Linked DNA regions of Homo sapiens: region 1 is linked to region 2. The links are chromatin contacts, found by Hi-C or POLR2A ChIA-PET in ENCODE. All regions are on one chromosome and are shown on one strand. Each heading gives the region's core, a stretch centred on a gene start or an enhancer-like site at or near the end of the contact. The rest is flanking DNA. Distances are from core to core; before and after follow the strand shown. Region 1 holds the start of DYNLT4 (dynein light chain Tctex-type 4). Region 2 overlaps RNF220 (ring finger protein 220).

Region 1 (3,227 bases), core at 1-2,500, 170 kb before region 2:
AAGCTGAGGCTGGAGTGGCCTATGGTCCTGGGAAGAAGCTGGCTGGCTGGCGGCGGCGGCGGCGGCGAAAGAGGCCCTGGCTGGGAGTCTGCCCAGGCAGCCGACGGGGTGGGAAGCCTGTGGGTTTCCATGGAAACTGGAGCTGGCCTGAGAAGAGACTCCACCCATCTCCCGGGCAGGCCCAGGGAAAACTTCAGCCCTTAGAGGGGCATTAAGCGCCATACGAGGGTCTTAGCCCCCGAAGCTGAGCCTGCCCTAGGTTCAGAGTTCAAACTCCTTGCCCTCCTAACCCTTCCCTCCTCCACAGGCACACAGGGTCAGGATCCGGTTAGCCAGGCCGGGGAAACCCCCACTCAACAGGGAAAATCCTCGCCCCCATAGATGGGTCAGGGCCCCGACCTGGCTTGTTTGGGAGGGGACAGTCCCATCCCTGCCAGAGGAGGAGTCACATGAGTTGTCAGCCCTGGCAGAGGTGTCACAGCCTCTGCCATCTCTGAAATGTAACTTTGGGGAAACCTAGGTACTAGAGGTGTAGCCAGCTAGGGACAAGCCCCAGGACACTTGGGTCAGCAAAGGTCACGAGGCTGGACTCGGGGTTCACTGCCGAGTCACTGCCACTTTATAAGGCCTGGTGCCTACCAGCTGAGCCAGTGGGCCTCCCCTCCCCCGCACATAGCCCTGAACTGAGGAAGTCATCCAAGCCCCACCCTAACTCTGCGCCGGGAGCGGAAATGTTTGTCCTTGTCGAGGCCGATGGGGAGACAACAGAGCCATGACGTGTTCCTTCCTGTGGGCCCAGACTCTGGATTCCTGAGCCACCACCCCCGCAGCCTCAAGATCTCCCCCTAACCTAGGCCTCTGTGACTTGTTCACGAATGGCCAGTCATCTGGCCATTCCACAAGGGGAGAAAATGGGCCCTGGCTCAAGAGTCCTGGGGTAGGACAAAGCCTTTCTGACCACAGCCTTGCTCTACATCTGCCCCTCTGTTGCCTGCGCTTAGGAAGTTTGCCTCTAAGCTGCAAGACCCTGTCGGCCGCTCTCCCTGATGACTCAGGGGCACCCCATGCTCAGCACATGCTCACAGCAACAATGCTCTCAGGTTAAGCCAGAGCCAGACTGGAGGGAGGGATCCTGGGAGGGAGGAGTGTTTGCTCTAGCAACCCATGGCAACTCCACAACACAGGTCTTTCCCCTCCCACTTGCCCTTCAGGCCAGCGGGGCCAGGGCTGTGCAGCCAGGACAGAACTCAGAAGCCAAAGCCTGCGGGTGACTCAGGTGCCTGAGGGAGTTTCGGGAGCAGAGGGCAGCCATCTCAGAACTGATTCTGGAGGAAGTGGGATCAGAGGCCAAAGGCAGAAGGTGGAAGGGGGCTTCATGAGTCATCTGCCCTCAGCCTGGGCCAGGTGTAGGGGAGATCTTTGTGCCAGCCACCCTAGAGTAGATCTGGGTGGAAGATGACTGGATTCAACACCCCCAGGGCTGGAAGGATCTGTGGGGTTGAAGGAGCTGAGTCTGTCAGTCCTTCCTGGTTAGGGGTTGGAGGCTCTGCCTCCACAGTCCAGGCTGAGGCAGAGGCCTGCCTCTCCTTCCAGAGAAGTCGGGTGGAAGGGAGAAATGGCAGTCTCTAAGACTCCGAGCGTACCTGGCTAACTTCCATAGTGCCCAGAGAAGGAGCTCAGTCGGCAAGGACTAGCCGAGGATCCCAGTCCTAGCAGCCTCCTGTCCCCTGCTCATGTGTCTAACAGCCTTTAACCTTCTCAGCACCTAGGAACCCAGGCAGCCTGGGACTATCTGATCCACTTGTTCTAAAACACAGGTAAGAAGGGGGTAGAAGGTAAAAACCCTTGACATCACTGAGCAAGAGGCTGGGGTGGGTAGACAGATGCCTGGTGAAGGCCACCCTGAGTGTGGTTCCTCCAGCCAGCAGGTCCATGGCCAGCAGGCCTCTGCCCCCGGGACGCCAGGAGGAGGAGAATGCCAAAGACTCCGGGCGGAAACCCTCACCGGTGCGGCCCCGAGGCTGCCTGCCCAGCATTGATGAGGCCCGACCGGCAGGTCCAGGTCCAGCCCCGGCCTCGCGCCGGGGCTCCATGCTGGGCCTGGCCGCGTCCTTCTCCCGCCGCAACTCGCTGGTCGGGCCAGGCGCGGGTCCTGGGGGTCAGCGGCCATCCCTGGGCCCGGTGCCCCCTCTGGGCTCAAGGGTCAGCTTCTCAGGGTTGCCCCTGGCGCCCGCCCGTTGGGTGGCGCCCTCCTACCGCACGGAGCCAGTGCCCGGGGAGCGCTGGGAGGCTGCGCGTGCACAGCGTGCCCTGGAGGCGGCGCTGGCCGCAGGGCTGCACGACGCGTGCTACTCCAGCGACGAGGCCGCGCGGCTGGTGCGGGAGCTCTGCGAGCAGGTGCACGTTCGCCTGCGCGAGCTCAGCCCGCCACGCTACAAGCTGGTATGCAGTGTGGTGCTGGGGCCGCGCGCGGGCCAGGGCGTTCACGTGGTCAGCCGTGCGCTCTGGGACGTGGCGCGCGATGGGCTGGCCTCGGTCTCCTACACCAACACCTCGCTCTTCGCGGTGGCCACGGTCCACGGGCTCTACTGCGAGTGAGGGGGAGTCCAATTCTGCAAAATTGTTTATTATCCTAGGAGGAGGCCCCCCTGGGGCTCACATCCCAATAAATAAGTGTCTGACAATAAATAAAAGTGGTCCATAAATAACGCCCCCTAGCTGGGAGCTAAGGCTCAGGCTTATCTTGGAGATGGGGTAGGAGCCAGCGAAGACAAGCCGCCCCCAACTCCAGTAAAGCTGGTCCCTGATTCCCTGGGGGATTCGGCCCAAAGCCCCCAGTGAGGCACCAAAGGAAGGGGGAAGGCCACAAAGGCAAGGGCCAGAGCCTGACAGGCACAGGCCTCAGGCCTCAGGGCTTGGGTCCTAGGCTGGGCTGCGGTCCCGGAGCAGGCGCAGAGCATAGCGGAGTCGCTGCCGCAGGTCTGGAGAGCAGCCCAGCTGCCGAAGGTGGGAAGCGAGGTAAGTACAAGCACTACGATTTCGGGCCACAAAAGTCACAAGGAGGGGCTCCCAGCCACTGAGAATCAGCTTGGTGTGGTCCCCGTAGAAGTTCACCTGCACACAGAGCATGACAGTGGTCAGGACCTAGGCTCCGGGCCCAGCTTCCTCCCCAGCACCCTGGGCCTCCCAGACCTTCCCGCAACTCCTGGATAGGCTCTTACCTGGAC
Region 2 (3,435 bases), core at 873-3,372:
GCTTCAGGCCAGGACCTGAGCAGGACAAAGACCCTGCACTGCTGACTGTCTTAACACCCTTCTTTTCCCTACCCACTCCTCCTGTTTGGTTCAGAGGGGCTTCATGCTGGATTTTAGCAACGCAGTCACCGCCAGGGCTTAAAGATACAGCTGCAGGCTTCCATTTCCTGTGAAGCTTCCTGGGAAATTTCTCCATCTCACCACTCTTGTGCCCACATCATTGCCACCTTATTTGAAACCAATCATTCCCATGTCCTCTTTCCAGCATGTCCCTTCCAGATGTGAGGAGCTCTGGGCTCCCCAATGCAGTTGGGTGAACTCTCACTGGCAACCAACACACAGGAGGGACCATGGTTCACCACTATAGGTCTCTTCTCCAGGATCCAGGAGCTGGATGGAGGACAGGAGAGGAAAGGCATGGCTCCTTAGTCACACACCTCCTTAGACTACAGGTGGAAGCAGGCTTGTCTTAAGGGCTGTATAGTTAGGTTCCCCTGTAGTCTGCTTCTCTAGCCTAGAAGCCCCTTGCTCTGCCCAGGTTTGGCATGGTACCCAAGAAAAACATCTTTTCTCCCTAACTGCGGATCTCTTTTAGTGGAATGTTGGTGGCGCACTAGGCTCTGTGTGCTGTCCTTTATGTAAAGAGCAGTAGCAGGTTAGAAAATCTATGGTTCTGAAAGGACAATCAACAACTTAGACACACAGCTTAAGTATTTCTTCTAGAATTGGGAAGGTCAGAGTGCCTCCTAGGCAGCAAAAATTCCTTCCAACTTACTTTCTTGAAGTAATACCTATTTCCTTTAGTCTTTTCAAAAATCTGTTTCCAGTGGGACCTACCTCAGTGCTCACCTGCTCTGTCTGCTTCTTTATTTTGTCCTAAAATATCAATCCGAGTACTCCCAGGCCTGAGATATCTGGAGCTCCTCCTCAGTAACCACAGGTCCCCATCTCTAAGGCCTGTTGCCCTCAGCCAAGTGTCTCCACCGAAACTCTTGCCCGTTCACTGCTTCCCACAGCAGATTACATTTGAGGTAACCGATCTGATCCATCAGACCAACCTCCAGGGGCCTGGTGGGAAGCTTTGCTGAGGATGAAGAAGAGGCCCTACTCTGGGAGGAGGGATGGGGGTGATCGGATACAGGAACTTATCTGCAATTCTTCACTTCTTTCATATCTAACAACGACAGCAATCTCTGTTCTGTCAGCACGCACAGCGCAGTTTAAATGGGCCTCGCCACTCGCCTGCTCATCCTGCCTCTGCCTCCTTCTCTCTGAAGTCTGCTGGGCAGCTTCTTCAGCTGGCGTTATCACTCCCTCTAACCGGTCTTGGCAGGCAATCTAATTCCTCCTGAAAAGGTCACCGCCATTTTAACTGCCTTTCAATCACATTAAGCACGCGCTGCCCGGCTTGCAGCCCGGCCCGCCCGGCGGGCGATCAATGCGCTGCACTGACACCAGCCCGCCTGGCGAGGCCACACCCAACCCCCCAAGAGTTAGGGCCTATCAGTCCTGGCCAGGGAGGGTAGGCTGACAGATGGCCAGCTTTTGCAGACAGGGTTTTGGGGGCAGAGGCAGTAGGGATCAGCCAGGGCCTCCCTTTGATAGCCCCCCCACTGAGGAGCCTCAGCCTCCTCCGCTCCACTGCGCCCCGCTCTCTGCCTCGTGGCCCCCGCTGATCTCGCTGTAAAACAGCCTTTCAAGTCTGCCTGTCTTTTGACTGCACTAAGCTGTTTAAGAGGCGGCAGCAGCTTCTATCAGGAAAGCTGGAGCAATTCTCTGCAGATAAAGGCACCTCCGGCCCCTGTTCCCTCTTCAAGTCTCACTCTCATTCTCGCTCTCCAAATCGCTCAAAGAAAAGCCCCCTTTGAACTCCCCTCAGGAATTCTTGAAAGGAACAACCTCACAGTGTAAACACTCAGGGAAAACGGATACCCGCCCGGGGCCTAAGAGCCCCTCACACTGCTGTGCAAGTGCATCCCGGCACAGGGGAAATACTCTTGTCAAATCAGCAGGCCCTTTGCAGCTTTATCCTCCATAAGCCCTGTCTGGTGCCCAGAAGCCATCAGGTCCAGGTCTGTGCCAAGGAACCTAAGAAGGTGCCACAGCAATGGAGGATGTGAGCAGTTGCAGCTGCCAACAGAGCTAACCAGAGCAGCACGTTGAAACTGACCCTGTGTGGCTGCCATCGGACACCCATGTGTCCAACTCATGGGACAGTCGTCAGCCCTGCTGCTCACTCTTCTAGGGCCTCAGATACTCGAAGGCTCCAGTACGGGATGAGTGAAATGGCAAACTAACACTCTCCAGCTCCGGCTCAGGGAGACTGTTTGGTCTGACTAACCTTCCTGATTTATGTTTTGGCTTGCCCCCAAACACCTGGGTAATGTGAGAGACGCCCAGAGGCATAATGTCTCATCTGGGCTCTTAGCCCCTTCGTGGAACCAGTCTGCACTGGACGGCCCTGCAGAGACCACTCCTCAGCATCTGCCCAGGTAGCACGGCCCCACGAAGGCAGAGAACTTCTTCCCAGCTGCTGTGAGATTCCCCAGGGACCATACACAGCAGTATTCCCAAAGGTGTTGCCCAGAGAGAGAGGCAGACGGGAAGCAGATTGGCTCACTTAATGACCACAAGCTGCAGTACCAGCTGTGCTTGTGCACAGAAAGAGAGAAGAGCTGGAGGCCAAGAGGCAGACAGCTCCCCTTTTCCCCTGCCCAAGGCTGGGGAGTTTAACAAGTCACTAACCCTGGGCACCCAACCAATTCTGCTGTCTGACCTGGTGGGGGGTGTCAAGCCTTGCTCTTCCAAGGAGCTGGGAGGGCACTGGAGATGGGCAGGGCCCTGCACACTCCTTTGTAGCAACTGGGGAGAGCCCAAGGGAAGGAGGGAGCAGCTGGGCCCAGGCCCCTCTTGCTTCAGGGCAGAGGGCGCCCAGGGAGAAGGGATGGGATCAGAGCTAAAATTAGATTCACCAATGAAGCTCATGGGAGGTCAAATTTTGCCATAACTCACTCTCCTCTGTAACTGATTTCCCTGACATAGGGCTGAAGAGGAGGAGGAGGAAAATCCAATGTGTTTGCCTGGAAGCCCTCAGGGCCCCCAGTGCTGGAGGTGTACAGCAGGTTGCTGGATTCTCATTTATCAGCCTTAAGAGGGATGGAGTGATAAATGCATAACCGTCCCTTTAATATTTTATGCAGGTGCTAACGCGGCTTGGCTGTCACCTTCAATGCATCACCCGAAGCTGAGAGCCCCCCTTCGTCACTCCTAGCTTGCAGCCTCACAATTCCATTTCCCCACCCAAATACATCCATTTTAATATGCACATCACAGGCAGGCAGCACGGTCACAAAGGAGCCCCACCAGCAGCAGTCCCCACGTGGTGGAACGGATGGATGACCAGCCACCAGCCTCGGCCTCTTGGCTTCCAGCAGA

Evidence for each region. Hi-C counts contacts between places; a loop is a spot of excess contacts on that map. ChIA-PET counts read pairs that join two places held with the same protein, here RNA polymerase II (POLR2A). Pooled maps may share reads with other maps.
Region 1: a loop to region 2 is called in a map of K562, with 3 times the contacts of the local background. The contact joins the promoter of DYNLT4 here to the enhancer-like site in region 2. A Hi-C loop is called at or near these places in 1 of 168 maps with a recorded cell type or tissue (K562), 2 of 37 single-sample maps with no recorded cell type and 10 of 50 pooled maps. POLR2A ChIA-PET finds 5 or more read pairs at or near these places in 13 of 52 experiments (AG04450, BJ, CD4-positive, alpha-beta T cell and 10 more).

The regions. Positions count from the first base shown.
Region 1 is chr1:44,805,374-44,808,600 of GRCh38, reverse strand. DYNLT4 (dynein light chain Tctex-type 4) reads left to right here and starts at 1,250. Exons shown (of 3, transcript NM_001377534.1): 1 at 1,250-1,276; 2 at 1,763-1,817; 3 at 1,922-2,708. The coding sequence starts at 1,933. The coding sequence ends at 2,598. It overlaps BTBD19 (BTB domain containing 19), which reads right to left and starts at 78. Exons shown (of 8, transcript NM_001136537.3): 1 at 1-78. It overlaps PLK3 (polo like kinase 3), which reads right to left. Exons shown (of 15, transcript NM_004073.4): 14 at 3,222-3,227; 15 at 2,611-3,114. The coding sequence ends at 2,923. RefSeq lists enhancers at 1-183, 1-229, 564-813, 288-1,487, 1,081-1,930 and 1 more.
Region 2 is chr1:44,636,223-44,639,657 of GRCh38, reverse strand. All of the region lies in intron 8 of RNF220 (ring finger protein 220), which reads right to left. It overlaps LOC107984950 (a long non-coding RNA gene), which reads left to right. Exons shown (of 2, transcript XR_001738031.2): 2 at 3,201-3,435. Among named protein-coding and RNA genes, the nearest start is that of SNORD145, 33 kb to the left of the region's middle. Within about 2 kb of position 2,122, at least 4 of the 41 ENCODE cell types and tissues checked have a DNase peak (open chromatin) inside an H3K27ac peak, as active enhancers do.